Regions from separate parts of the Homo sapiens genome. Here region 2 is linked to region 1. Evidence: read pairs that join two places in POLR2A ChIA-PET (ENCODE). Cell type or tissue: PC-9. All regions are shown on one strand. Links, peaks and the distances in the headings refer to the core of each region. The heading gives the core; the rest is flanking DNA. Region 1 holds the start of NAT16 (N-acetyltransferase 16 (putative)). Region 2 has its middle 15 kb from the start of LNCPRESS1.

What was found. Peaks named below come from ENCODE experiments on the same cell type or tissue, not always from the same donor. Only the 100,000 strongest peaks of a DNase experiment are listed, where the experiment ranks them.
Region 2: POLR2A ChIA-PET joins it to region 1 with 5 read pairs; 8 of 35 experiments call an interaction of 5 or more read pairs at or near these places.

Annotation. Positions count from the first base shown.
Region 1 is chr7:101,166,898-101,182,227 of GRCh38, reverse strand. NAT16 (N-acetyltransferase 16 (putative)) reads left to right here and starts at 1,935. Exons shown (of 4, transcript NM_198571.3): 1 at 1,935-2,186; 2 at 7,417-7,732; 3 at 8,708-8,932; 4 at 9,577-11,732. The coding sequence starts at 7,421. The coding sequence ends at 10,149. It also overlaps a transcript of VGF not described here. RefSeq lists silencers at 1,766-2,060, 8,482-8,694, 13,244-13,414 and enhancers at 7,974-8,033, 7,677-8,182, 8,833-9,446, 9,447-10,060, 10,061-10,675 and 1 more. In PC-9, for the core only: CTCF peaks have their summits at 12,085 and 12,285; DNase peaks (open chromatin) are centred at 8,157 and 8,607; H3K4me3 peaks cover 1,202 bases; H3K27me3 peaks cover 5,326 bases.
Region 2 is chr7:101,276,630-101,291,959 of GRCh38, reverse strand. It overlaps the pseudogene AZGP1P2. Among named protein-coding and RNA genes, the nearest start is that of LNCPRESS1, 15 kb to the left of the region's middle. RefSeq lists enhancers at 1-468, 1,282-1,391, 1,526-2,076. In PC-9, for the core only: CTCF peaks have their summits at 8,576 and 8,779 (motif pointing right); a DNase peak (open chromatin) is centred at 8,819; H3K27me3 peaks cover 681 bases.

The sequences.
Region 1 (15,330 bases), core at 5,436-13,435:
ACCCTCGGTTGGAATTCCTGTATGTGGGATTCCAGGAACATGACCTTCCTTCTTATTGCATTGGCACATCCAATGGGATCAGTTTGCCTGATTATGAAGTTATCACCTCGGAAAGTAAAGAAAGAAAAAATGGAATAAGATGGGTGAACAATGAATTTTGGGGTGGGGGAGAGGGTAGGGGGAGCATGAGAGCTGGGCGGCCCCTGGAGAGAGGACTCCAGCAGACCTTGAAAGGCCTTAACATTATTCCCTGCATCGGCCGGGCACGGTGGCCCACGCCTGTAATCCCAGCACTTTGGGAGGCCGAGGCGGGCGGATCACGAGGTCAGGAGATCGAGACCATCCTGGCTAACACGGTGAAACCCCGTCTCTACTAAAAATACAAAAAATTAGCCGGGGGTGGTGGCGGGCGTCTGTAGTCCCAGTTACTGGGGAGGCTGAGGCAGGAGAATGGCATGAACCCGGGAGGCAGAGCTTGCAGTGAGCCGAGATCGCGCCACTGCACTCCAGCCTAGGCGAGAGTGAGACTCCTCTCAAAAAAAAAAAAAAAAAATTATTCCCTGCATCTCCAAAGCAGTTTACAGTTGCTAAAGGGCTTTGTCCATCACTTTCCTGGCTCCTTACAGGGTAGAACTGAAGGTGTTCTGATCTCACTTTATTTATTATTTTATTTTATTTTGAGTTGGATTCTCGCTCTGCCGCGCAGGCTGGAGTGCAGTGGCACGATCTCGGCGCATTGCAATCTCTGCCTCCCGGGTTCAAGCGATTCTCCTGCCTCAGCCTCCCAAGTAGCTGAGATTACAGGTGCAGGCCACTGTGCCCGGCTGATTTTTGTATTTTTAGTAGAAACGGGGTTTCGCCATGTTGGCCATGCTGGTCTTGAACTCCTGACCTCAGGTGATCCTCCCACCTCGGCCTCCCAGAGTGCTGGGATTACAGGCATGAGCCACCGTGCCCGGCCAGGCCAGGCTAATTGTTGTATTTTTAGTAGAGACGGGGTTTCACCATGTTGGCCAGGCTGGTCTCGAACTCCTGACCTCAAGTGATTCCCCCGCCTCGGCCTCCCAAAGTGCTGGGATCACAGGCTTGAGCCACCGCACCCAGTCTTGAGCTCACTTTATAGGTGGGATGGAGAACCTTGTAGGAGTTAAGAGCCTGGGCCACCGCCTTATTAGAGCAGGGGCAGCGCTGCACCCACCCGGGTCCCAGCTCCACACTTCCCTCTTCCTCCCCAGCCACCAGGATCAGCGTGGGGTGCAGCGCCTCCTGAGTGCAGAGGTCTGTGTGAATGTGCCTGGGTGTGCGCTGTGTACCTGGAGGTCTTTCTGCCTGCTGTCCCGTGGGGTACATTGTGGATTTAGGGGCCTTGTGCACCCGGGGAACCAGGGTGCTCAGGCACCCACGCAGTGGTGAGAAGATGGAGAGATCTTGGCCTCCCTCTGCCCTTTTCAGCCTTTCAACTTCTGTCTCTTGATGTCTCTTCGCCTTCCCGGTGTTCTAGGGTTTCTGATTCCCTCTATCAGTTTCCGGGGACGAAGGCTCGGAGTCCCCTTCCCAGCCGCTCTTATAATGGAGAGAGGAGATTCCATTGAGGGGTGGCTCCTGGAGGAGGGGTACTTCAGGGCAGTGGGGGACCCCCGGACAGAGAACGGAGGTGCTGGGCGTGGGGTGGGGAGATAACTAAGCCAGCAACACCAGCATCACCACCACCAAAACCCGAGACACCACCATCCTCAGTCCCACTCCCCAGCCGGGACACAGGGCGGAGTCTCGCCAGTAGGGCTTGAGGCCACCCAGCTGCCCAGGGCGCACCCCGACCCCCGGCCCCGCCAGCAGGGCACGAGTCCGCTCCGGATCCGTCCCGGGTTTCTTCCGCGTCGCCGGGGTCTCCGCCCCTCGAAGCTGCCGCCGGAGCGTCGCCGGGGGAGCCACGCGTGCCACCCGAACCCCTGAACCGATGGGCGCCCCGGCCCGCGTCGCCAACGGAGCTGCGGCGCTGCCCCAGCGCTGACCGACGTTAGAGTCGGGCTCCGACAGCGCGGCCGAGTCCCCGCGCGTCATCCTCCTTTGACTCTTGGGGGCTCCAAAGGGACCTCTCTCTTGGCACCGGGGGTGTCTGCGCCCGCCGCCCGCCCCGCTTGGCTTTGCGGCATCTCGGCCCTGGCTCCAGCTCCGGCTCCGGCGAGGTAGGGGGGCGGCCGGGCCTGGGGACTGGGGAGGGGGCTAGCGTGCTCCTCCACCGCAGAATGGGGCAGCAGAAGGCCACCGCCCCTCAGGGGGACCAAGCGGCTGCGCCCCCTTCTGCCCAGCCCCTCCCAGTCCGAAGACCCAGAAAACTGAGTCAGAGGCTGCGCTTCAGGTGTCCAGAAGCGCTCCCCCGCCCCCCTCTGTTGCCATGTCGCTCCCACCTGTCCCCAGGGTCCGGCGCCCAGGGGAACCCCCGCCAAGCAGATCGCTCCCTTTGCAATCTCCCTCTCCCCCAAGCCCAAGCCCCCAATCCGGGGTAGAGGCAGAGGGAAGACCCTCACTCGGGAAGACCCTGCAGGACAGCCCCCCCTTCTCCACTACTGTGGCCCTCTGGGGCCCTCCCCCCACCCCCTTTGGCTGGGCCATCTTCCTCGGCCCCTGCCTCTGCCCACCCCCTAGGCCTTCTCTCCCGCCCCCACTTCATCGCCTCTCCCCGTCTCTGTTTCCAAGGTTGTTCTCTTACGGCCTTTTTTCTGACTTTCTTTTCCCCTTGACCCCTTCCCCTCCACGGATCCCCGCCCCCCATACCCCGGGGCGAAGGGGGTGTGTCACGCTGCTTTCTATTTACAGTGTCCCAGGGGAGGGGGTGCGTGCTAGGATTTTTTTTTTTTCATCTGCTGGGCCCAGAGTCACGAGGTGTCATGTCTGTGATTCGGTGTCGAAGCCTCCTCCGGCTTCCCTGCCTGTCCCCTGCGGCCGCATCTCCTGTCCGCTTTTGTCTGCTCTCTGCCTCCATTCCCGTCCTTTTCGCTCTCATCTTTGGGCGCTTTGTGCAGCTGCCTTCTTTGTCTCCGCCTCTCCGGCGACTGGGCTCTCCCTTCCCTCCCTCTCCTCCCTCCCCCAGTGTCAAGAAGCCATCGGCCTCAAGGGCATCGATATTTCAGGTGTGTGGGGTGTGGTGGGAGTGGGGTGCGGGTGGGTGGGCTGCCGGCATTCCCAGCTCTGACTCCGATCATGCCCAGCTATGACTCTGATCACCCCCTCCCCAAAGAGATCATTCATATTTATGAGATTTAAAGAATGTCCCCAAGGATGTGGGGATAGACATGAAGAGAGAAATGTTATTCCTCTTTTTTTTTTTTTTTTTTTTTGACAGCGTTTCACTCTTGTTGCCCAGGCTGGAGTGCAATAGCGTGATCTCGGCTCACCACAATCTCGGCCTCCCGGGTTGAAGCGATTCTCCTGCCTCAGCCTCCTGAGTAGCTGGGATTACAGGAATGCGCCAGCACGCCCGGCTACTTTTGTATTTTTTTTTTTTTTTTTTTTTTTTAGTAGAGAGAGGGTTTCTCCATGTTGGTCAGGCTGGTCTCCAACTCCTGACCTCAGATGATCCGCCTCCCTTGGCTTCCCAAAGTGGTGGGATTATAGGCATGAGCCACCACGCCCGGCCAAGAAATGCTGTCCCTCTTTTAGGAGGGCGCTTGGTCCAGGAGATACCTGGACTACATTTCTGACAGTGCCCTGGACTCACCAGCTGCCTCCGCCTCTGCCTAGACATCTGATGAGAGTTAAGAGTTCCACGGAGCCAGGCTGGAGGGTGCTGGACTGGAGGGTAGGAAGTGGTCACCATGTGAAGCAAGGGTTACAGGCTAGCCCACAGCTTTGGCTTGGCCTGGAGTCGCTGACCTGTTTTATTACTCGCCTCCTCCAAGGTTTAAGGACCTGGGAACCTTTGTTCATGTCCCCCAAAATGGAACAGGGGTAGAGGTGGTGCCTGGGTTGAAAGATGGGGGATGCATTGGAAAGTTCTTCCCTCCCCATGACTCTGGGAACTCCCCACGTCCACCCCTACCCTTACCTCCCACGACAAACAACCTTATCTGAGACGTATAAATGCCATTTGGAAAGGGTCTCCCCACTGTAAGCAAGGGAAGGAGACTGGAGCCAAATGTCTTGAATGAGTCAGGTGGGTTCCAGTCTACCGGTTGCTCACAACTTATCACCTTTGGGGGTAGTGAGGGTATTGCTGGAAGCACCACTGAACCACTAGCTTGCATTTTCCTGGGACCCATGAACAGCTGGTTCATGTTGCCTGGAGCTGCAGATGGAGTCAGGAGCTAACTTGCTGTTCTCTGGGACCCATTGTCCTCAGAGCGTGGTGCAAGAGGTCTGGGGCTTGGGCTGGTTCCAGGCATGGAGGCTTGTGTGTTGGCATAGGGATTGCTGACAGTGTGGGCCAGACAGTGAGGGAGTTCCTAGCAACCGCATCTCTGGTTCTTCATCAGCTTATCCCACCTGGGCCCTTCAACTCCTGTTCAAGGACCCAGTAGTTCCCCTCCTTGCTCTTCAGGCTGGGGTCAGAGATCCAGATACACTAAAAACAGATCTTGGCTGGGCATGGTGGCTCACACCTAATATCCCAGCACTTTGGGAAGTGGAGGTGGGAGGATCACTTGAGCCCAGGAGTTCAAGACCAGCCTGGGCAAAATAGTGGGACCCCCATCTCTACAAAAAATTAAACATTTTAGAAAGTAGCCAGGTGTGGTGGCACATGCCTGTAGTCCTAGCTACTCGGGAGGCTAAGGTGGGAGGATCGCTTGAGCCCAGGAGGTTGAGGCTGCAGTGAGCTACGATGATGCCATTGCACTCCGGCCTGGGTGACAGAGCGAGACCCCGACTCAAAAGAACAAAATAAAATAAACAAATAAGCAACAACAATAATAATAAGAGGTCTCCCCCCTGGCCTGGAAGCCAAGGAAACTTAACTTTTAGCCTGGCTCTGCCCAGACTGAGTCACCTCGGGCAAGGCTCTTAATCTCCTTGATTATGAAATGAATGGGTTGAACCTGATGGTCTCTAATGGCCCCAGCAGAGGATCTAAATCCTCTGAGCCTGGCTTCCTCCTCTCTGATAATTCTGGCTCCATATCCAGGTAATCTCCAGGTGTTGGAATCAGATGAGAAAGAATCAGAAAACAAAGAGGGAGATAGAACTCTTGTCTTGAAGCTTGGTTTGTATAGCAAGCATACCGCGTTTAGGCAAGCTCTGTTTATGGCTTGGAAGTGCAAACCACTCCTTGGTCCCACTGCTGGTCAACCTTCCCCAAACCTAGGTAAGACTTTTGTTAAAAAAAAAAATAAAAATTCCAGTTAAGTCAATAAGTCAATATCACCCCCACAGAATAGCTGGTCTGTGTGCCCTTGGGATGTTGGTTAATGAGGCTTAACGTAGGTTATCTGAGGTGAGCATTATCATTGGCTGAAAGAGAGAGGGGGGATTTGATTGGTTGATTTGGCTGATCTGGAAGAGACAGGCCCAGAAATAGAAGTTGCTGGGACTTGGATAGGGGGCTTTCTCTTTCATTTTGGTGGAGCTCCGACAGAACACTTTTCAAACAATTCCTAGTCCTGGAGTGGACAGAGCCCAAGTCTCCCTATGGGGAAGAGGGGCAGAAGGAAGGAAAGGGGCGGGGGCGGGGGGCATTGATTGGCTTAGAAAGAATGGTTTGACATTTTCTTCTTCTTTTTTTTTTTTTTTCTTGAGACAGAGTCTCACTCTGTTGCCCAGGCTGGAGTGCAGTGGCTCAACCTCGGCTCAGGCTCACTACAACCTCTACCTCCCGGGTTCAAGTGACTTTTGTGCCTCAGCCTCCCTAGTAGCTGGGATTACAGGTGTCCACCACCATGCTTGGCTAATTTTTGTATTTTTGGTAGAGATGGGGTTTCATCACGCTGGCCAGGCTGGTCTCGAACTCCTGACCTCAGGTGATCTACCCGCCTCGGCTGAGCCGCCATGCTAGGCTGGCTTGACATTTTCTAGTGGAGCTATCTATCTTGTTTATATTTGAATGTGTATGTCAAGAGGTGGAGGTGGGGGGACAGGGAACTGGGGCAGCAATATGGAGGATATTTGGGGTCTACACCCTCCCCCTTGGCCCTGGCTGGGATTGTAGCTGGTAGTGGCAGGAAATGGGGTGAGGGTGAGCCCTCCACTGTTCTCTGGGAACTTTCTTGTGGACAGAGGGGTGACAGTGGGAGTTTCTTTCTCATGTTGTCCTTGCAGAGGTCTTAGAGAGGTGATGGGATCCTTGAAGGAGTGTGCCTCTTTTTTTTTTTTTTTGACACAGGTTCTCTCTCTGTCACACAGGCTGGAGTGCGGTGGTGTGATCCCGGCTCACTGCAACCTTTGTCTCCTTGGCTCAAACGATCCTCCCACTTCAGCCTCAGAGCAGCTGGGACTACAGGCCCACTGCACCACCATGCCTGGCTAATTTTTTTTATAGACAGAGTCTCACTATATTGCCCAGGCTGTTCTTAAACTCCATGACTCAACCAGTCCACCTGCCTTGGCCTCCCAAAGTGCTGGGAGTACAGGCATGAGTTTCCGTGTCCAGCCTTCTTCTTCTTTTTTTTTTTTAAAACTACCCCCAAGTGCCTTTTTTCTTTTGCCTGGGTCCCTGGATCTGGGGCTGGTCTATGGGGATCTCACAGGGTTCTAAGTTTCTGACTGTTAGGGAGCATCCCATAAGAGTGGGGTGGGTAGAGCTGAGATTTCTGAAAGCTGGTGGGAAGAGGGAGGGAGCTGGGAGACCTCCACTCCCAGGGTCTGTGTGGACAGCAGAAAAGAAAGGGTGTGGGCCAGGTAGAGTGGCTCACACCTGTAATCCCAGCACTTTGGGAGTCCAAGGTAGGAGGATCTCGAACCCAGGAGTTCGAGACCAGCCTGGGCAAAGTAGTGAGATCCCTATCTGTATTAAAAAAAAAATAAGAAGAAGAAATGAAGAAAGGGGCCAATGTGGTGGCTCACACCTGTAATCCCAGCACTTTGGGAAGCTGAGGTAGGAGGATCGCCTGAAGTCAGGAATTCAAGATCAGCCTGGACAACATGGTGAAGCTCCGTCTCTACTAAAAATACAAAAATTAGCCAGGCATGGTGGCACGTACCTGTAGTCCCAGCAACTCAGGAGGTGAAGGCAGGAGAATAGTTTGAAGCGGGGAGGCAGAGGTTGCAGCGAGCCGAGATCGCGCCACTGCACTCCAGCCTGGGCGGCAGAACGAGACTCCGTCTCAAAAAATAAATAAATAAATAAGTAAATAAGTAAATAAATAAAAGAAAAGAAAAAGAAAGGCTATTTGTGTAGGAAGGGGCATTAGGACCGTTTGTGTGCAGGGGCCCAGATGTGGAAACAAAGGGGCTGATCCAGGTGCTGAATTCTCTTTTTTTCTGCAGGGTCATGAAGCTGGAAGCCAGCTGTGGCACAGCCACCTCAGAGGTCCCTAAGCCGGAAAAGAAGACTGCCCGAGATGCAGAGCCAAGCTCTGAAACCCGGCCACAGGAGGTGGAGGCCGAGCCCAGGTCGGGATCGGGGCCTGAGGCTGAGGCCGAGCCATTGGACTTCGTGGTGGCCACGGAACGGGAGTTTGAGGAAGTGCTGGCCATCTCGGGGGGCATCTACGGCGGCCTGGACTACCTTCCTAGCCGCTACCACAGCTGGCTCCGGGACCCCGACCGCACGGTGGTGCTGGCCAAGCGCAACGGAGGCGTGGTGAGCCCGGGGGCACGGCCCAGGTGACATGGGGTGAAGCCACCTGCGGGTGCGTGGATCTTAGGAAGAGGAGGATGAGAGCTTCTCCCCAGCCTTCCTCTGGAGGCTGCGGAAATAGAGCCTGCTTTGGGACCAAAGTGCAGGGCGTGCAGTGCGGATCCAGGGGCTATGTCAGTGAGGGTGGGGTGGAGGACTCCTAAAGCAGAGGAACCAGAGGGACAGGTGAGCGTTTGAAAGTTCGAGGATCCACCGGAGGAATTTCTGGGGGTAAAAGCAAAGGAGGTGGGGAGCAGGAGAGAGAGGGTAGGCTAGGGGTGGGAGCAGGAAGAGCTTAGATTTGGGCTGGGGGAGGAGCTAAGAGGAAGTGGGGCGTGGCAAACTCCCGGGGGAGGAGCCAAGGAAGGGGCGTGGTGAGCGGTCCGGAACTTGACACACTCGGAGCTGGAGCATCTCAAGAGGTGGAAGGGGCCGGGCGCGTCGGCTAACTCCTGTAACCCCAGCTCTTTGGGAGGCCGAGGCAGGAGGATCACTTGAGGCTAGGAGTTCCAGACCAGCCTGGGCAACATGCGAGACCCCTGTCTCCAAAAAATAAAAATAAATAAAAAGCCGAGAGTAGGGGTGCGTGCCTGTTGTCCCAGCTACTAGGAAGTCTTGGGGGTGTAGGGGATCGCTTGAGCCCAGGAGTTTGAGGCTGCAGTGAGCTGTGATAGCACCACTGCGCTCCAGCCTGGGTGAGGAGACCCTGTCCTAAATTTAAAATAAATAAAAATAAAAAGGTGGACGAAGCCCCGGCGAATGACTGTTCTGCCGGCTCTGTAATCTGAGGCCCAAGTGCCGTGCTACCCCAGGCCTGGCCTGGTGCCCGGGTGGTGACGCGGAGTGCTCAGCGTGTGGGAAGAGGAGAGCCCAGTGAACCGACAGCCCTGGCAGGGGCGCAGGCGGGGAGGGCCCCGCGCTAACGGCCTCGGTCCGCAGATCGCGCTGGAGTCGGTGAACGTGATCGACGCCGGGGAGACGGTGCTGGTGGAGGGGCTGCGCGTGGCGCCCTGGGAGCGCGGGAAGGGCGTGGCCGGGCTGCTGCAGCGCTTCTGCTCGCAGCTGGTCAAGAGACAGCACCCGGGGGTCAAGGTGGCACGGCTCACCCGGGACGACCAGCTGGGCCCCCGGGAGCTGAAGAAATACCGCCTAATCACCAAGCAGGTGAGAAGGACAGGGAGCTCGGATGGCTGGGCCTCTCTGCTGGGGCATATGGGGAGACCCTCCCCACCCCCAGCAGAACACGGGCTTGCTCTCTCTCTGGGCTTTACCGAGTGGCGCGGCCCATGAGCCTTGCCCTGGGACTCCCAGTCCTTACCAGACCCTTTGACCCAGGGGAAGTCAAACTCCCGACTCCCAGCCTGAAACCCTAGTCCTTACTTCCCAACTTCGGGGACCCTGCCTCCCCTAGGATCCTGCCTCTGTTCAGGGCCCCAAGCCATCTCCTCTGAGCCTTTGTCCTCCCTCTGCTCCTCCCAATCCTACTGACTGATCGGCCTCCCTGGCTTTCACGTCCCTGGAGACCCGGGGACCCGTACCCTCAGTTCCCTGGCTACTCCATACTGATCCCACCTCTTCTTGGGGATCCACGTACTGGGAGCCCGTGCCCCTGGTCCCTGTCTGGTACCCTTGAAACCCAGGCTTTCCCATACCCCACTCGGCCCGGAGCCCTCACGGTCGCTCCTCCAGAGGGACCCAGGTGGGAGCCCGTGGGCGTGAACGTGGGAGTGAAGATGCCTGCCGAGAGGCGCCGGGCTCGCCAGCCCTGCTGCGCCCCCCCTCCCCGCGCTCACTCGTGCCCCCCGCAGGGCATCCTTTTGGTCCGATTCAACGCGTCCGCGCTGCTGGCCGGGCTGGGCGCGCGGCTGGCGGCGCTGCGGACCTCTGGCACCTTCTCGCCGCTGCCCACCGAGGCCGTGTCCGAGGCAGGCGGCGACGTGGCACGCCTCCTGCTGTCACCCTCCGTGCAGCGCGACGTGCTTCCAGGCGGGACCATCATCCAGGACTGGCAGCCCTACCGGCCTAGCGAAAGCAACCTGCGCCTGCTGGCGGCCAAGGGCCTGGAGTGGCGCGTGGACAGCCGCGCGCGCCCGCGCGTGCTCACGCTGTGCACGCGCCCCTTCCCCATCCCGCACGGAGGGGACGGCACTTGGCGCTATCTCAACATCGACGCCTTCGGTAGCGACGGCGCGCAGGTGCAGAGCCAGCTGCTGTGGCACCTGCAGCGCCAGGCCCCGCGCCTCGTTGGCCTCAACGTCATGTGCCAGCTCTTCCTGGAGCCCCAGCTGTGGTCACAGCTGGCTGACTTCTGCCAGGTCGGGCTGGGACTGGAGCTGGTGAAGGGTTATACTGAACAGTACCTGCTGGAGGCCGACATCTGAGGCCTCTCCTCTGGCGGGGAGGGGGAAAAAGACCCGCCCCCTTCCGCAGTTTCCCCAGCCAGCCTCTTTCCTGCCATTTCCGACGCTGCGTCTCCTGGGAAGTCCCCTCTGACTCCTGCCCTCCTGCCCTTACCGGCGCAGGTCCCCCCACTCTGTCCCTTTTGCCCTTACTATCTTGCCTCTAGCTCCCCCAAACACCATTGCCCACTCCCTGACCTGAACTTGCGGACTATTAGGTGGGGGCTGGGGGTGGGGGCCTTGAGCTGCTGTTATCCACCCTCTGTTTTTCCAAAGAACTGGTCCCCGCACAGGCTTCAGAGTCCTTCCTTCCCTCTCCATCACCTCACCCGGGGCGTGAACTCCCCCTTTCCTGGCTTCTCCCTTCTGCCCCCTCGTGGGTGGAAGAACTCAGGAGTGTGTGGGATGCCCAGCCTCGTTCCCGAGCGCAGCCGCCCAATCCGCGTTTCTTTTCTTCCTTCTGCCCTTTCTAAAGCCCTAAAAACTGGTCCTGCATTGCCCTCCACACCCCAATCCCCTCCCCCTGCTCAAGCTTCTGGTGCCAGAGATCAGTGCCCTCTCCCCACTTCTCTCTAGCCCCTCATCCTCATCCTCGCTGGATCTCTACGACGCTTAACACCGCAGTGCCCATTTTTCTGTCCCTGTTTTCCTTCCCATCACCAGCCCAGTGTGCAATCCAGAGAGAGAGAGAGTGATACTGTAAAATGAAATGTATTTAGAATGCTCCCCCATTTGGGTCCTTGTTCATCTGGTGATGCACTTTCTGAGCCTGCCTCTCTCACTGGGGTTTCCTCCTGCTTTGCACAACTTTGCTATTTCGCAGGCTCCCCCGTGCCCCAGCTCACCCGAGCCGGGCGGGGTGGTGGTGGTGGTGGTGGTGTGTGTGTGGTGTGGTTCTAGCTGAAGAGTTTGGTACAGTGGAGGGCGGGTCCCTCAGCCTGGCATAGGGGCTGTCTCCTGGTTCCAACCAGGCCGCCTTCTAGTGCAACTGGAATTCCCACCTCCTGGTATTTCTGGACACCACTCCCTTTCTCTGGATCATTTATGCTTTTAGAACTTTGAGAGTCTTCTATTTAATTGCAAGTAGTAACAGCTGCATCTGCACAGCGCTGTCTCCAATACTGGTTCCCCACATCAAAGGCAGAGGGAGAAAACAGAAGGCTGGGAAAGATCAAAGTGACTTCTAAGTCATTCAAAGTAGCTAGGAGCCTCCCAGCGAATAGAACCCGGGTGTCCCAAGCCTAGAGCATGACCTAGAACTTCACTCTGTGGGATGATGTTAGCTTGAACTTCTTGTTGGGCAATGCGTAGGTGCTAGGAGAATGTTGACAGTGAGTTTGGGGTTCGCTGGGATGGGATCCGAGATGTGGGCAGAGGTGGACACCAGCAGGTGGAAGAATGTGGACAAGGTGGGGGGTAGGGGCAGCCGCCGCTTCGCCACTTTCCGCAGCTCTGGTTTTGCTACTGTGCTGCTCTCCTTGGGTGCATCCTGTGCCTGGCCACGCTGCCACCCTCCTTGTCACGGTGACCACGATTGTATGACAATAAAATGGACCTTTTGGCCACCCTCTGTGTCTGTTTCACTTCCCAATGGGGAGAAATGAGACACATTATCTTCCCCTTTCCCCAGCAGCCTGTATCAGAGAGGATCTCTAAGCCCTGTGGCAATGGGGCTAATGACTTCCCGGGGAGAGGGGGGAGGTGGAGAGGGGTTCTGAGGAGGGCTGCTGGCTGTGCGCCCCTACCCCACCCCTGCCAAGCGGAGGAAAGAAGCCGCTGCTCAGGACCGAGGTGGGCAGCAGCACGGCCTCCTGACTCGCCCTGGGCCTCGCTTTTCCCTGGACCTGGGAGTCGGCTGCTACCCAAATTCTGTGAGTTCTTCTCCCAAGTCCCACTTGGCATCCAAGACCAGCTTCCATCAGCCAGGATCCAGGCATCTAACCCCCAGTTCCAGACTTGCCCGTGGCCAGCCGGTATCGCTTTCCCCTTTTCTAGGTGGGCAACCCGTGGTGGGTGGAGGAGGTGGAGAGAGCCTGGGCACCGCCCCCGCGAAGCCTGCTCTGGATTGGCGGAGACTGCGATCCCCCAAAGTAACACACGGGGGCGCCAGGACGTGCGCGGACGCGGGCAAGGCAGCACAAGGTGGTTTTCGTCCGTGTGAGTGTGTCCGTGGGCGTCTTTGTGTGTCTGCGTTTCTGTACATGTGTGTACGAGTCAGGGGGTGTCTGGGTGGGATGGATTCGGGACAACGTGCCTGGTGTACCCCAGAATCAGGTACCTCAAGTGGTTTTTTTTCTGTTGCTTTTTGATGAGGACGATGCTTGATATGTTACTATGTGCGTGTGGACGGGGAGGCAGGCGACTTGTGTGTATTGTCGAGTGTGCACAGCGCAGCCTGTGAGTCCCTGCAACCGCGTCTTGGGTCTCTGAAGTCGCATTCCTTGAGGGTTTTGGCGCCCCTCCCTCCACCTGGTAAAAGGAATGAGTGAGAACACTTAGAGCACACCTCCATTGCCCTGCACACATCTCCAGCCTAGGTCTGGGTAACTGCTAGGCTAGGTGTGACATTGTGTTTGTGTAAGTGGGTGTGTCTCCGAATCTCAGTGTGATTCTGTAGGACAGTGTGTTATGTGTGTGACAGGTGGAAGTTGAAGGAGGCTGGTTCAGGATGACAGAAGTGGTTTTCTTTCTCTTGGTGGATACCACCTTGATGGTGTGTGTGTGTCTGTGTGTGTATTTGAGTGTGTGTGTGTGTGTGTGTGTTAGTCTCTCCAGTGGCTCTCTCTTCGTGTCTCTCCCCATCTCTGTCTCTTTCTCTCTCTCTTTCTTGGTGACTCATCTCTGCGGCGTTGCCCTCCCCCGCTTGCTGGGTCTCCCCTCCCCCACTCAGGAGTGGGTGGGGGTCTGAGGGCGAATGGGACCTCAGGACTAAAAATCAGGGTGGGCACCCCCTTCCCATCACTCATCATTCCAGACCCTCCCGTAGCCCCCAGCCCACCCCTCAGTCCCTTCCCCAGGATTCCCCAGCTCTGGGATGGGGAGAGGATAGGGCAAGAGTGTGTTCTAAATGGGGCAATTTTCAGGGGGCCTTCAGCATCTTCTGTAAGTTCAAAGTGGAGACCCCTTCCCCTCTCATAAAGTGCCCCCTCCCTGCCTGCCCCTCCACCATGGCTGACGCAGTTAAAGGCTGCAGAGGTGAGTCACCGGTTGGGGGGAGGGGGAGGAGAAGAGGGGACCGGTGAGCTTCGGGGTCCACAAGCCCCTGCTCTCTCTTTCTCTCCCAGACCTTCTCAGGGAAAAGACCCAGTGCTCTTCCCCACTCTCCTGGTTTTCCACATCTTCAGCTTGGAACCCTACGATGCTGGACCCCATCTTCTCCAGCTACCCTCTTGGAGGGAGATTTAGAAACAAATACAAAGAGAGATGATGGATTCACACAAACAAGTCAGAACCAATACCAGGCATCCCCAACTAGGTCCCCATATGGGCTCTGCCTTTTCCAGCACTCTGTCTCTCCCAGTCTCTTCACTTCTCTTTCTTTTTCTACTGTCTCCCTCCTTTCCCTATCCCAAGAACCTGTGCCCAGTCCAGAAGCCCCTAGAGGCAGCAGGGTATGAAGGGCACAGCTCACCCCCAGTAGAGGCGAGTAGTGTGTGAATGAGCTGACCCAGGTAGGGAACTGGGATGGAGAGAGGCAGAAACAGAATGAGTCCAGAGACCATGCAGACAGAGTCAAGACCCAGATTGTGGAATCTCCAAGCCTTTTGTGCCCCAGGCATTCATATCCACCCCGCTCCCTCACGACAGGACGACTGGAGCCTTGGGGATGCTGATTTCTGAGAAACTCTCCTGGGCTTGTGAGCTTAAGTGGAGGAAGGGAGGGATGTGGAGTGGGGGCATGTGTGTGCTTACACACACATTGTTGTGTACCACCAAGCCAGGCACACTTTTTGGACACCAGCGGATGCCCAGAACTGGGTGTGCTCAAAGACTCCAAACTGCATGGGCATACAGGCATGCAGAAGAGATAAAAAAAAAAAACAAAAAAAAACAACCCAGCACACACACACGCGCGCGTGCACACACACCCACACCTGGAAGCAAACACAAACACAGCCACACAGACTGGAATAGAACATCACATAGTTAAATTGGAAACACTACCATGCCCATCCACTCTTGATCTGATTAAATACACAATTGCTTCCCCCCATTCCCTTTCTTTTTCTCCCCGCCCCGGCCATGTATCTCATTCATCTCCATACACACATAAACACACATGCACAAGCCATGTACATGTACACGCAGGTGTGTGTGCATACACAAGCCAACAGGCAAATACAGTTTCTCCAGGTGCCCGTCTTCTCTCATCTTGCAACTTGGTCTCTGATCCCCATCAGCCACTCAGTCAGCCCCCTTGGCTCCCTCCCTCCCCTCTCCCTTCTCTCTTGGATGGCTTCCCCTCCCCCTCTCCAGATGTCTGAGCCATCTCTCTCTGATTCATCCTCCTCAGGAAGGTAACGTGACCCCCTCCCCATCCCACTGCTCTCTGTATCCAGGCTGGGAAGATGAAGGGGACATGGGGGCGGGGAGAGGAAGGAGGGGAGGCCGTGGTTAGTTGTGCGTGGGGATGGGAGGCATCGCCTCGGGGTCTCCTACCCCCTCTTTTCCCTCCTTTCTTTGGAATCTCCACTGTCACCTTGGTTCTCAGTTTTTTTTTCTCCTTTAGCCTGCTCCTTCTACCTGTTCCAGATCCCTTCATTCCTTCCTCCTCCCCTGCCCCCATCTCTTCTCTCTTTTCTCCCTCTCCACTCCTCCCCATTTCTTTCCCCGCAGAGCTGATGGGCTTTCTTCTGGGAAAGTCGAGCCACTGATGGAAGCGAGAAGCCACTGCTGGTTATAGAGAGAAAGCACGTGAGTGTGTGTGTAGGGAGGGGGAGGTTAGAAGGAGGGTCAGTGCCAGGAAGAGGTGAGGAGGGGGGCGAGGACCGTTTCTGAAAGAGTCTCTAAGACCCTGACAGACAGCCCTGACCTTGGTTTCCAGAGTCTCAGGGTGCGGGTGCCCTGCGTGTGCCCACGAGCACCCCTATGTCCGCAGTTCGTGTGTGTCTGGCGTGTGTCATTGTCATTCCCCCCTTCCCTGCCCACGCCCCCGCACCGCTC
Region 2 (15,330 bases), core at 4,368-12,367, 110 kb before region 1:
GGACTCAGCCCAAATATAGACCTCCCAGCCGGGTGCGGTGGCTCACGCCTGTAATCCCAGCACTTTGGGAGGCCAAGTCGGGCAGAGCCTTGAGGTCAGAAGTTGGAGACCAGCCTGGCCAACATGGCGAAACCCCATCCCTACTAAAAATACAAAAATTAGCCAGGCATGGTGGCAGGCACCTGTAATCCCAGCTACTCAGGAGGCTGAAGCAGGAGAATCGCTTGAACCCGGGAGGCAGAGGTTGCAGTGAGCTGAGATTGTGCCATTGCATTCCAGCCTGGGCAACAGAGCAAGACTCCCTCTAAAAAAAAAAAAAGACTGAGCCTCACTCTGTCACCCATGCTGCAATGCAGTGGCACCATCATAGCTGGGTTCCAGTGATCCTCCTGCCTCAGCCTTCTGTGTAACCGCAACTACAGGCACACGTCACCATGCCTGGCTAATTTTTTTTTTCTTTTGGGTAGGGGTGAGGTCTTGCTGCCATGCCCAGGCTGGTCTAGAATCCCTGGCCCCAAAAGATCCTCCCACGTCAGCTTCCCAAAGCGCTAGGATTACAGGTGTGAGCCACTGAGCCTGACCCAAGCTCTCCTTTTAAATTAAATAACCCAATAACCCATTTTGTGACTTTTTTTTTTTTTTTTTTGAGACGGAGTCTCGCTCTGTCACCAGGCTGGAGGGCAGTGGCGCGATCTCGGCTCACTGCCACCTCCGCTTCCCGGGTTCAAACGATTCTCCTGCCTCAGCTTCCGGAGTAGCTCAGATTATAAGCACACGCCACGAAACCCAGCTAATTTTTGTATTTTTAGTAGAGACGGGGTTTCACCATATTGGCTAGGCTAGTCTCGAACTCCTGACCTTGTGATCCGCCCACCTCAGCCTCCCAAAGTGCTGGGATTAGAGGCTTAAGCCACCGCGCCTGGCTTTGTGACTTTTTTTTAAGTCAGCACCTTCAATGGGTACTTCATTCCAATCTACCACAACAGATACCTCAGCCAACTGTTGAAGTTATCACTGCACACCAGGCCTGCCAGGATCCCCCAAGACCCCTGTGTTTTCACTGCGTTCAGCCCCAATCTGGCCCCGTAACCAATCTCAGCTTCCCAGCCCTCCATTTCCCTGAGTAACTACTGCCTGGAAACAATCCTTGTACCAATCTCCGCATCCGCCAGGAGCATTTGTTACTAGAAACGTCATGCAGTTCTGACGCAGTTCTGACCTTAAGCAGAAAATAAACGTATTTATTGGTTAGCTCTCAGAATCCACAGAAAGGATGGAGAACCCAGGCTCAGAATTCCAGAGGAGCGCAACAGTCAAAATCACACCAGCAACCGGCCTGGTAAACACACAGAAGCTGCCAGCAGGGGGCAGCAGAGGCCACAGCACGGGATCTACAACATCCCGGGGGACTGAAGCTCAAGACGCCCCCCGCAGCTACTGCAGCCCCACTGCCCCGGGAGCTGGCAGTTGCAACCCCTGCCAAGACCACCAGAAAACATTGTCCACTGTGCCCCCCTCTTTGTTTCCCTAACACTTGACCCGATATCCAAGGCAGTAGCTTCGGCTTGCTGAGCATAAACCCTGTGCACACCTGCTCCTTCTATTGCCAGGGAGGCTGCAAAAGGAGGATGCGGCTATTTCTGCTTCCATCATGGAAGGCTGGGATTCCACAGGCACCTAAAGGAAAGAGGGAGAGATGGGAATGGGAATGTCCTCCAGACAGCTCTGGCAGGATCGGGTGTGGGAGGAGAGTGAGGGTCCCACCCCAGCTGGGGTCTACCCAGGTCCACGTCCTGGACATGTTGAGGCTTTTTCCAGAAGGCAGAGATGAAGTGTGGTCTGACAACACCCAAGTGACCCCAGAGGGTGTCATAATAGACTGGAAGGGCGACACATCCCAGGCACCTGCCACCCATCACACACACCTCCCACACACTGGCATCCTTCCGCCCCAGGCACACACAAAGCCTCAGTCCAGAGATCAACTGTCTCAGCTCTGAATTTGCATATCCTGTGTATAGACTCACTGGTCACAATCTCTGCCCAGCCTGGCTTGTGCATACTTCTTTCTTACTGTCAGGGGAGGAGCCCGGCCTGGTACTCCCATTGGCCTGTAGATTCACCTCCCCTGGGCATGGCCCCAGGACCCAGGATAATACCTGTGCCTCCGGCCCAGAACCCTCCAAGCAGACACAATGGTAAGAATGGTGCCTGTCCTGCTGTCTCTGCTGCACCTTCTGGGTCCTGCTATCCCCCAGGAGACCCAAGATGGTGAGTAGGGAAAGCAAAGGATGGATGCTGGAGAGGACTGGAAGGAGGTGAGGAACAGGACATATGGCTGGGAGAAGGGCTGGATGCAGCTGGGATTCCCTGGTATACGGCAGGAACGGGTGCCCAAGGCTGTCAACTCCCTCAGCTCACACACTTCCAGGAGCATTCAGGGAGCCTCTGCCCTCACCCAAAATAAGACCTTCAGGAATCTGAATCTAAAACCCCTTAGTTTACGTGAAAACAAAGACTCCAAAGACCAAGCGACCTGCTTGGGGTGGAGAGCCAGGACGGAGCAGGAACCACATGCCTGGAGCTGCTTCTGCTCCTGTTCCTTCCCTCCTTCCGATGGCTGGGTACACCTGCCTGACGCTGAGGGAAAGAGAGAGCAGCCCCAAGGGGAAAGTGGGAAGGGAGGTCGGCTGGAGGGATGGTGCTAGAAGGAAACCCGTGCCCAAATCCCACACTCAGACACCACTGCAGTGGGTCTGGAAGGCTAGTGGCCCGAAAAGAAGACAGTGGGAGCTTGGGGAGATCAAGAGTCACTTCTAGGATAGGGGAAGGAGGCTGTGGCATGAGAATGTGCAGGATAAAGACATGGAAGCGAATGGCTTCTCAGTTGTGTGAGTTAAAAATTTATGACATTTACAAGTTGTCAGAATAGGTGTTTCATGTTAGTTTTATAATAATCACATTTACAATATTAATCCCATTCTGCACCAAAATCTTAATTATTCGGGGTTCTCCAGAGAAACAAAACTAATATACATTGTATACACATGCATATATGTATATATGAATATACACTGTGTATATACACTAATTATATACGTGTGTGTGTATACAAAAGAGAGAAAGGGAGGAGTTTTATTTAATATTTCTTGTGGCTCATACAATTCTGAGGGCTAAAAGTCCTAAATCAGCAAAGCAAGCCAGCAGGCTGGAGACCCAGGAAAGAGTTGGTGTTGCGGTCCTGAGTCCAAGGGTAGTCTGGAAGCAAAATTCTTTCTTCTCTGGGGGACCTCAGCCTTTTCTCTTGATGCCTTCCACTGATTAGATGAGGCTCACCCACACTGTAGAGGGTAATCTGTTTTACTCAGGGTCTACTGATTTAAAAGCTAATCACATTCAGAAATTCATGAGCAAGAATGACTTCAGTACTTAAATTAGAAATCTGCCATATGACCTCCAACGTTACTAACACTCGTGTAAATTATATTCTAAATTAACTATGGAACTAATTGTGGAAATGTCCCACTCTCTCAACTTCCATCTTGTACCAAACTGCAAGGTACAATGCCAGGAATTCCGAGAGGTCTCCTAGCCTTACCCTATGCTGATCCATTCTAGGTCACTTCTTGAGTTTTCTAGTAAATCCACCTCCCTACACTTTCTAACTATATGTATTTGTCCGGTTAGACTAGAAATGTTTATTTCTCATGTTAAGTTCAATGCAGATTGGGCAAGGTTCCTCTCCTCCACAGGGTGACTCAGGGATCCGGGCTGTTTGCATCTTGGGACTCTTCTGTTTCATCCTGTGGTCTCCATAGTCATCAACAAAAGGGATAAGAGACAGTAGGGGAAAGCCAGGTGGTAGGGTCTTGGACCAGAAGAAAGACATCAGTCACTTCCAGTCACATTCTTGTTTGACAAAGCTCAGTCGTATGGTTCCAATCTATCTATAAGGAGGCTGAGAAATGTTATCTTCTTCTGTGCCAAGCAGATTAACTTCTGTAGTGAAGACACAGAATGGTCTCTGAAATATCATCCCCAGCATGAAAGTAGAGCCTGTTTCCTTGAGTGAGGCTCCAATGGTGTGAAGCTGATGGCAGAGGAGAGAGCTGGGGAGGAAGAGGCCAGTGGCCAGGCCTCCCCTCCTGGCCCTCTGCAGCCCCACAATGGGACACCCTTGCATGGACCCCAGCCCTCAGAGTCTTTTCTTTTGCAGGTCATTACTCTCTGACCTATCTCTACACTGGGCTGTCCAGGCCTGGCAAAGGCACCCACAGGCTGCAGGGTACTGTCTTCCTCAATGGCCGTGCCTTCTTCCACTACAACAGTGAAGACAGGAAGCCTGAGCCCCTGGGACCATGGAGACACGTGGAAGGAGTAGAGGACTGGGAGAAGCAGAGCCAAGTTCAGAAGGCCAGGGAGGACATCTTTATGGAGACCCTGAACAACATCATGGAGTATTACAATGACAGTAACGGTCAGTGAACAACAGACCGCGGGGGTGGAAGGTCTAACCCAAGAGGCAGCCCCCCAAGTGTGAGTGGCAAGGGGTCAGCAGGATGGAAATAGTCCCAATCCCAGAGGAGGAACAGGAGACACAGCAGAAACACAGATATGTCCGCATCCCGCCCACCCCACAGCACAGTGCTCCCCACTTCCCCATCGATTGCCCCATCCTCATCCCAGGCCTCAGCTCACACAGGAAGTGATGGCAGAGTCACTTCCTATCCAGGCACCTCTGACCTATCACCTCCACACCCCACCCGTCGGAGGCTGATCTCCCCACGAGAAGGCATCAGACTCACCCCTGTCCAGGGAGGGTGCCTGGAGAGTGAGCCACTCTCAAAGTCACTCAGACCTGGGCTCACCTGGTGGCTCTGCCAGTCCTACCTGTTGACAGTGAAATGTTCCCAAAATATCTGGTCAAAATCTGCAAACATTGGAGCACTGAGACCTACCTCCAAACAAGTCTGTAATATTTAACTATGTCTGTTCTATGAAGGATGTCACAGTCTGTCCTGATCTCCCTTGCAGCCCCATCACCTAGGACAGGGTACAGCCAATATTGGCTCAATTGAAATTTGTGGAATGAACAGAGAAAAGCACGCAGCACACACCGTAGCCCATGCTGGGGGCTCAGGAAGTGCTGCATTCAAAACCACAGGCTGTTAGAGATCCCTGCAGCCCTAAAGTTCCTCCTCACCATAAGATGCAGACCCAGGAAGGGCCACCTGCACTGTGGTCGGAGGAGCTGGTGGCAGACCCCGTGCAGAGATGGTCCCCCTGCCCCCGGCCCAGCGTTCTTTCTCCTAAACCACACTGCCAGCCCCAAGGCAGCCAACCCCAGGCCTGGTGAACTGCTGGTGTTAAATTATCATGGAGTGGGTGTCAAAAGATGGGCTTCTAAGTACAAAAATGCCCAAGGTGCTACATGGGATCTGAAGGTTTCCCAAAGGAGGCAAGAGATAAGCAGACATTTGAAGGATGAGGGATAGGAGGTCTTGGTAAGGAAAATGGCCCGGGGTGCGTGTCAGCAGTAGGAGAGGAGGGGGCACAAGTGATCAGGAAAGACACTGGGAGAAGCTTTGATGGACAGGAATAGAAATGGCAAAGTGGATAATTACGAGGAAGGAGGATGAAGAGATGAATACAGGGTATTAGGAAATAAGAGTAGCTGACATTTACTGAGCACTTACTTTGTGCCAGGCCCATCTATGAGCATATATAATGCTCCAGAATAGCCCCCTGAAACCGTGCTGTTCGCATTGCTGTTTCAGAGCTGAGGAAATAGAGGCCCAGGGAGGTGACTGGCTCCAGTTCATGCAACACACCAGGTGGGGGTGGGGAGAAACCTGGGATGTGAGCCCAGACAGCTTGAGAGCTTTCAGAGTCTATGCCAACAGCACCAACCAGTGCTGGGTAAACACCTGCTTTTATCATCAGAACAAAGAGGCTGTGTCCCCTGCCCTATGAGGTCCATTTCTGAGAGTTGTGGCTAATGGGCAAGAAGTTTGGGAATTTAGAGATTTGGGATAAAGATATCAAACACCAGAAAGGAAGAAAGAAGTGATCAGGTCGGGCACGGTGGCTGATGCTTGTAATCCCAGCACTTTGGAAGGCCAAGTGACCTCGGATCACCTGAGGTCAGGAGTTCGAGACCAGCCTGGCCAACATGGTAAAACCCCGTCTTTACTAAAAATACAAAAATGAGCCGGGCATGGTGGCACGTGCCTGTAATCCCAGCTACTCGGGAGGCTGAGGCAGGAGAATCACTTGAACCTGGGAGGCGGAGGTTGCTCCAGCCTGGGCAACAGAGCAAGACTGTCTCACAAAAAAAAAAAAAAAAAAAAAAAAAAATAGACCTCTAGATCGCCCAGAACTGGAGGTCAGGCCCACCAGTGTGACCAGGTCAGAGGGCTTTGACTTTGAGGGGAAGGGGAGCACGTGAGAAAAAGGCCTAGGGGCAGGGACTGCCAAGGTCATGGCCGAGAGAGGCCACATATGTGTGAGCTGAAGGGACACGAAGGATGTGTCTGGAGAGGCACACGGGGAGGGTGTCCTTCGGGAAGCCTGGCGTGGTGTTGTCACCACCAGGTTTGGAAGAGTGCGGGAGATGGCTAGGCAGCGGCTCCTCACCAGGACCTGCCTCCACCTTAGTCCCCTCTCGGGCCACTTGTCTGTCACTTCTGCTCTTTTTTCTTTTTCTTTTCTTTTTCTTTCTTTCTTTTTTTCTTTTTTTTTTTTTGAGACATGGATCTGGCTATGTTGTCCATGCTGGTCTCAAACTCCTGGCCTCACAACATCTTCCCCACTCGGCCTCCCAAAGTGCTGAGACTACAAGCATGAGCCACCATGCCTGGTCTCTTTTCTTTCTTTCTTTCTTTCTTTTTTTTGGGGGGCGGGGGTTGGGGGGGGAGTTTCGCTCTTGTTGCCCAAGCTGAAGTGCAATGGGGCAATCGGCTCACCACAACCTCTGCCTCCTGGGTTCAAGTGGTTCTCCTGCCTCAGCCTCCGGAATAGCTGGGATTACAGGCATGTGCCACCATGCCCGGCTAATTTTGTACTTTTAGTAGAGACTGGGTTTCTCCATGTTGGTCAGGCTGGTCTCGAACTCCTGATCTCAGGTGATCTGCCCGCCTCGACCTCCCAAAGTGCTGGGATTACAGGCCTGAGCCACCGCGCCCAGCCAAATTTTTTTTTTTTTTTTGAGCAGTCTTGCTCTGTTGCCCAGGCTGGAGTGCAATGGCGCGATCTCGGCTCACTGCAACCTCTGCCTCCCGGGTTCAAGCAATTCTTCTGCCTTAGCCTCTAAATAGCTGGGATTATAGGCGCGCGCCACCAAGCCTGACTCATTTTTGTATTTTTAGTAGAGAGATGGGATTTCATCATGTTGTTCAGGCTGGTCTCAAACTCCTGACCTCGTGATGCACCCGCCTCGGCCTCCCAAGGTGCTGAGATTACAGGCGTGAGCCACCGCACCTGGCCTCTTTTCTTTTTTTTTTTTTTCTTTATTTTATTCTTTATTTTATTTATTTATTTTGAGACGAAGTCTCGCTCTGTCGCGCAGGCTGGAGTGCAGTGGCGCCATCTCGGCTCACTGCAAGCTCTGCCTCCCGGGTTCACGCCATTCTCCTGCCTCAGCCTCCCAAGTAGCTGGGACTACAGGCGCCCGCCCCGACGCCCAGCTAAATTTTTTTCTATTTTTATTAGAGACAGGGTTTCACTGTGTTAGCCAGGATGGTCTCGATTTGCTGACCTCGTGATCCATCCGCCTCATCCTCCCAAAGTGCTGGGATTACAGGCGTGAGCCACCGCACCCGGCCTTTCTTTTTTTTTAAATCATAATACATTTTTTGTCTTATCAACAAAAGTCAGGCATGAAATAGAACATTTTGAAATACATATAAAGAAAGTGAAAAAAATTAGTCACATATTCTTGAAAGAATTTCTGGTAACGTTTCAGTGTCTTTCTAGCATTTTTTTCTAAGTATACATACATGGAGATTTTCCCCATTAATCAGAATTTTTTTTTTTTTTTTTTTTTTTTTTTTTTTTTTGAGATGGAGTCTATGGAGAGGCTGGAGTGCAATGGTGCGATCTCAGGTCACTGCAACCTCTGCCTCCCGGGTTCGAGCAATTCTCCTGCCTCAGCCTCTAGAGTAGCTGGGATTACAGGCGCCCGCCACCACACCCGGCTAATTTTTGTATTTTTAGTAGAGACGGGGTTTCACCATATTGGCCAGGCTGCTCTCGAACTCTTGACATCAAATGATCCGCCCGCCACGGACTCCCAAAGTGCTGGGATTACAGGCGTGAGCCACCGCACCCGGCCTAAAACAGATTTTTCTTTTTCTTTTTTTTTGAGACGGAGTCTCGCTCTGTCGCCCAGGCTGCAGTGCAGTGGCGCAGTCTCGGCTCGCTGCAAACTCTGCCTCCCGGGTACACGCCATTCTCCTGCCTCAGCCTCCCGAGTAGCTGGGACTACAGGCGCCCGCCACCACGCCCGGCTAATTTTTTGTATTTTTAGTAAAAACGGGGTTTCACCGTGTTAGCCAGGATGGTCTCGATCTCCTGACCTTGTGATCCGCCCGCCTCGGCCTCCCAAAGTGCTGGGATTTCAGGCATGAGCCACCGCGCCCAGCAATCAGATCTTTCTTAAAAAGAAGTGGGAAATCTCGTGGGGTTCACAACGTAGATGCAGCCCCTGGCCTATACCTTGGGGTTTTCAGGATGAGAACCTGGAGGAGGTCTCTAGCCTTTCTCTTCAGCGGCAATACCGCTCTCGACCACAAGAGGGGGATGTGTGCTTAAGAACGTTGGCCCCAAAGCTGGAAACCGCAGCTCTGGCACCTGGTGCTGGCAGCTCCCACTCGGATCACCCTTAGTCGCTCCTAGCTTTCCTGCTCACTGCTCAGTGCGCCTCTTGGAAACCTTGGTTCATGAGGGAAAAAAGACAGAACTCACATGCTCACTCTTGCATCGTTCTGCCCGAATTTGGCAAATCTCTGGACAGCTCTGCCCTTGTGTTGCAGCCTCCAGCTTCACAGGCCATCGCCCCCAGCCTCACACTCTTCACCAATATCCCATCATTGCCCAGGACCCATAAGGCCTGTCGGGCCCAGGATGCCCTGGTCCAGCTTCCAGCCTCCTTCCCTGCCGCCTGCCACCCCACAGCCTCTGTTTTTGGACAGCAGTGGGCTTATGTCAGCTGCGATTACGATCACTCACCTCTGCCACCCACAGACCTTCCTGCGTACAGCTTTTTCTTTTGTTTTTTTGTTTTGTTTTTGTTTTGAGATGGAGTCTTGCTCTGTTGCCCAGGCTGGAGTGCAATGGTGTAATCTCGCCTCACTGCAACCTCTGCCTCCTGGGTTCAAGCGATTCTCGTGCCTCAGCCAAGTAGCTGGGATTACAGGCACCCACCACCATGCCTGGCTGATTGTTTTTTTGTTTGTTTGTTTGTTTTGGAGACAGATTCTCGCCCTGTCGCCAGGCTGGAGTGCAGTGCAGTGGTGCGATCTCAGCTCACTGCAACCTCCGCCTCCCAGGTTCAAGCGATTCTCCTGCCTCAGCTTCCCGAGTATTTGGGACTACAGGCATGCGCCACCATGCCCAACTAATTTTTGTATTTTTAGTAGAGATGGGGTTTCACCACCTTGGCCAGGCTGGTCGCGAACTCCTGACCTCAGGTGATACACCAGCCTCCACCTCCCAAAGTGCTGGGATTACAGGCGTGAGCCGTCGCGCCCGGCCAGAATTTGGCGAACCTTTGGACAGCTCTCCCCTTGTGTTGCAGCCTCGGGCTTCACGGGTCATCACCCCCAGCTTCACACCCTTCACCGGTTTCCCATCATTGCCTAGGACCCAGTCTGAACTCCTTATAAGGCCTGTTGGGCCCCGGATGCCCTGGTCTCGCTTCCGGCCTTTTTCCTTGCCACCCGCCACCCCACATACTGTTACCAGACAGCACTGGGCTCATGTCAGCTGCGTTTGCGATCACTCAGCTCTGCCACCAGCAGACCCTCCTGCATGCACCTTTCCAGAAGGCTCTTCCCAGCATTTTCTTTCTTTCTTTCTTTCTCTTTCTTTCTTTCTTTCTTTCTTTCTTTCTTTCTTTCTTTCTTTCTTTCTTTCTTCCTTCCTTCCTTCCTTCCTTCCTTCCTTCCTTCCTTTCTTCCTTCCTTCCTTCTTTCCTTTTTTCTTTTCTTTTCTTTTCTCTTAAAAAAAATGGAGTCTCACTCTGTGGCCCAGGCTGAAGGGCAGAGTGGCACAATCTCTGCTCACTGCAACCTCTGCCTCCCAGGTTCAAGCGATTCTCCTGCCTCAGCCTCCTGAGTAGCTGGTACTACAGGTGTGCGCCACCACACCCAGCTAATTTTTGTATTTTTAGTGAAGACGGGGTTTCACCATGTTGGCCAGGATTGTCTCGATCTCGATCTCATGATCTGCCCGCCTCGGCCTTCCAAAGTGCTGGGATTACAGGCATGAGCCACCCCACCTGGCCTTCCCAGCCTTTCATAAGGAGTTATCTCTTCCCAGAAGTCTCCCTCCACGCTGCGAGTCTGTGTTATGTCATTCTCTGAGCTTCCATGGGGCCCAATGAGCCCCTGTCACACCACTTAGCGTGCTGGAGTGCCTGCCTGCCTTCTCAGATGGAAGCCCCATGAGGGTAAGCACGTGTCAGCCTCACGCATGCATATCCCCAGCACCTCGACGCTGTGCTTGGCACCCCATAGGGCTCAGTAAGGATTTTACTAAATATGGCCAGGTACAGTGGCTCACACCTGTAATCTCAGCACTTTGGGAGGCCATGGTGGGAGGATCGCTTGAGGCCAGAAGTTTGAGACCAGCCTGGGCAACATAGTGAGACCCCATCTCTTCAAAATATTAAAAACTTAGCTAAGTGTGGTGGCGTGGCCTGTAGTCCTAGCTACTCAGGAGGCCAAGGGTGGGACAGTCGCTTGAACCCAGGAGCTCAAGGGTGCAGTGAGCTATGATTGTGCCACTGTACTCCAGCCAGGCTGACAGAACGAGATCCTGTTGCTGCAAAAAACTGACTAAATGTGTGAATGAAGGAATGAATGTGTTCACTGTTCCCTGAGGAGGGTCTGCAAAAGCCAGTACATGTCCTTCCACCCCCTTTCCTCCCTGTTCACTGGGTGCCTCTCATTGTCTCCCAAGCCTCTGCAGACACATCCCAGGGAACAGTGCTGCTGAAGGACTAGTTCTGTTCCTTGTGATGGTGGAAAGAAATGGGATTTGGGCCAGGCACGGTGGCACACACCTGTAATCCTAACACTTTAGGAGGCTGAGGCAGGAGGATTGCTTGAGGCCAGGAGTTTGAGGCCAGCCTGGGAAACATAGTAAGACCCCCATCTCTACAAAAAACAAAGATTAGCCAGGTGTGGTGGTGCATGCCTGTAATCCCAGCTGCTCGGGAAGCTGAGGCAGGAGGATAGCTTGAACCCAGAAGGTTGAAGCTGCAGTGAGCCGTGATCACGCCAGTGCACTCCAGCCTGGGTGACAGAGTGAGACCCTGTCTCTAAAAAATTAAAAAAAAAAAAGAGGCCAGGCACAGTGGCTCATGCCTGTAATCCCAGCACTTTGGGAGGCCGAAGCGGGTGGATCATGAGGGTCAGGAGTTTGAGACCAGCCTGGACAATATGGTGAAACCCGTCTCTACTAAAAATACAAAAATTAGCCAGGCTTGGTGGCACACACCTGTAAGCCAAGCTACTTGGGAGGCTGAGGCAGGAGAATCCTTCAACCCAGGAGGCGGAGGTTGCAGTGAGCCAAGATCACGCCACTGCACTCCAGCCTGGGTGACAGAGCAAGACTCCATCTCAGAAAAAAATAAAAATTAAAAATAAATAAATAAATAAGAGAAATGGGATTTGGAGTGAGGCCAACCCAGTCTCAGTACCGACTCTACCACTTACCAGCTGTACATGTGCCTTATTTTCTCCATTTGCAAAGTGCAGAAAACAGGACCAAGCTTGCAGGGTTGCTGTGAGACATCGCCTGCCAGCCTGACACGTGGTAGGCAGTCATTAGATCAGGGTCTTCCTCCCTCTTTCCCAGAGCCCCCACCTAAGCTCCCTCCCCTCTGGAACCTTGGGACACACACACACCTGTAATCTGAAATAGCAGCTGCTACTTCCCTGACCCTCCTCTGACCCCCAAGGTTGCCCTGTCCTCTATCCCCCCACAGAGTAGTGCCAGGCACAGAACAGATGCTCCAAAGATATGAAAAGAATGAAGGAATGAACGAAGCAGCCACCACCACAGTTTCTCATGGGGCGTGTTCCCCAGAGGCCACGAGCCTCTTTTTTTTTTTTTTTGAGACAGATTCTCACTCTGTCACCCAGGCTGGAGTGCAGTGGTGTGATCTCGGCTCACTGCAACCTCCGCCTCTGCCTCCTGGGTTCAAGTGATTCTCCTGCTTCAGCCTCCCAAGTATCTGGGACTACAGGCACACACCACCATGCATGGCTAATTTTTGTATTTTTAGTAGAGACGGGGTTTCAACATGTTGGCCAGGCTGGTCTGGAACACCTGGCCTCAGGTGATCTGCCCGCCTCAGCCTCCCAAAATGCTGGATTACAGGCGTGAGCCACGGCGCCTGGCCTGGGCCTGGATTCTTGTACATGGCATTAGGGCACCCCTGTGAGTTGCCCCAAGGATCACATGTGCACGACTGTGTCATCTGAGCAAACTCCCCCAAAGGGTGTCTGCATTCCCCACAGCCATTGCTGGTGCTAACAGGACAAGTTCCAAAAAAGAAAAGCTTTTAAAAATGTTTTATTGATTTATGTTTGATTTTTGGTAGAGATGGGGTCTTGCTATGTTGCCCAGGCTTGTCTTGAACTCCTGGCCTCAAGTGATTCCCCTGCCCCGCCGCACCTCAGCCTCCCAAAGTTCTGGGATTACAGGTGCGAGCCACAGTGCCCAGCCTGAAATCACTTTCTAAATTTGCCCTTTTCATCATGTTTTCCTCTTGTAACCGTTTTATGTCACGTGTACCCTGAGGCCCCCTGACAGCCCCCCTTGGGTCCCCTCTGCAGCCTCTTGTGTTATATGTGATCGGAGCACCCCCAGAGCTTCGTCATCCGTGACGAGCACCCGCCCTCTCTCCAGTGGGAATCATCAGCTGATGAATAAGGGCTGATTTCTTCTCAAATGATCACCACCCCCAATTCATTACATTCCAAAGACTGAGCTCAGAATGGCTTATCTGATGCTTGGTGCGGTTGTGCTTTTTTGGAACGCCGTTCATTGAGGACGCAGGTTCTCTCCCGTGTGATGCTCTTGGGCGCAAGCTGTGACGTGGGTTCCACGCTATTCTGTGCCACGTCCTCCCCTGTGATTTTCGCATCTCCGATAACTGCTTGCCTCCGTCTGAGGATTTTCCTCCGCTGGTGCCATTCATTGGGAGTCTCTCTAGTATGAATTATGAGATGAATGGAAATTTTCCCTCATTCATAATATTCAAAGCTTTCCTCTGCCCTGTGAATTCTTTGATATTCTTCCAGAATCCTGACCAAATATTTTGCCATGTGTATCGGGCCAGTAGAGTTTAGGCTTAGAGTCTGCAATTTCCCCAAAGTGGTAACTTTCTTTTTTTTTAAGAGATGGGGTCTTGCTCTGTTGCCCAGGCTGGAATGCAGTGGCATGATTATAATTCACTGCAGCCTTGACCTCCTGGGCTCAAGTGATCCTCCCATCTCAGCTTCCTGAGTAGCTGGGACTACAGGCACACATCACCATACCTGGCTAATTTTTTTTTTTTTTTGAGACGGAGTCTTGCTCTGTCTCCCAGGCTGGAGTGCAGTGGCATGAACTCGGCTCACTACAACCTCCACCTCCCGGGTTCAAGCGATTCTCCTCCTGCCTCAGCCTCCCAAGTAGCTGGGACTACAGGTGCGTACCACTATGCCCAGGTAATTTTTTGTATGTTTAGTAGAGATGGGGTTTCACCATGTTAGCCAGGATGGTCTCGATCTCCTGACCTCAAGATCCGCCCGCCTTGGCCTCCCAAAATGCTGGGATTACAGGTGTCAGCCACCGCGCCCGGCCCCATTGAGGAATTTTAAAATTCCATTTGCTGGAAGAACCAGCCCGTTTTCTGTCTGTTACATGGCTATCTTGAAATAGTCCTGCCTGGAATTGCTTGAACCTGGGAGATGGAGGTTGCAGTGAGCTGAGATCGTGCCACTGCACTCCAGCCTGGGTGATAGAGCGAGACTCCGTCTCAAAAAAAAAAAAAAAAGAAAGAAAGGAAAAAGAATAAGAAAGAAATAGTCCTACCTCCACAGTCCCTTCTTCAGCCTGTCAAAGCCAAAAAGTTTCCCAAGATCCTAAGTCTAGTAGGCAAGAAACACTTCCAATCCCTATTAAAGCCATGTTCATGAGGGAACTCAAGTTTTCTACCCACAGGCACTGGAATTTCTGCTGTGGGAACTGGGGGACGTTCTCGAGCCATGGAAGCCTTGAGGCCGTTCGGACTCAAGAATGTGATGATGCCCTCAGTTTCGTGAGTCTTGTATTCTGGTTTATTTCTGCTCCACTATGTCTGAGGCCTCCTGTTCTCGCAGCAGCTATTGGGGCTGAAATGTCCAAAGTGGCTTTTGCAGTCACGTGACTGGTGCCTCATGTTCTTCCACTTGGTCTCTCTTCCCGACAGAGCAGCCTTGTTGTCTAGTACAGTTATTGGGCTCTGAGAACCCTCTATGGATGCCCTAGGCCATTGCACCATCACCTGTGCTACCCCTGGCCCCTCCATGGAAACCGCTGCCCAGGCAGCTGTGTGACACCATGTGACCCTGCCTCTCTTCCACCCACCAAGTCCCCAAATATACAGTTCACTGGACCAGGATCCCATATAGGCTGGCCAATGATTTTTGAAGTCATCTGGCTCAAAAATTTAGGGAAGTCACCCAGGCCAGCCAATTCCCTTTTGGAAACTGGGGCGGAAAAAGCAGACAGTAGAATTAGTAAGCCACAAGATGTCCTGAGGGCAAGTAGGGCCTGGTCGGACCAGTGTGCTGGCCGAAATTACACTGGAGAAGAAACTTGGCCGTTGAAGCAAAACCAAAATCAGCTATACCATGGAGAAAATCCCCTCATTGTGGAGGGAAAATGAGCTTGGCTTTGGCAAGAGGATAAAGGAGGAGAGGGTGACAACAGAGTTGGGACTCCACAAAAGGCCGAGACAAGCCAACCCTGGGCTGCCTTCTGCCTGTGGGTGTCACTGCTGCCAGTTTGCCGCTCGTTCCCTTGGCTGTCAGTTGGCTTAAAAGTGGGCAGATGACTTAGCTGTGCTGGTGAAAC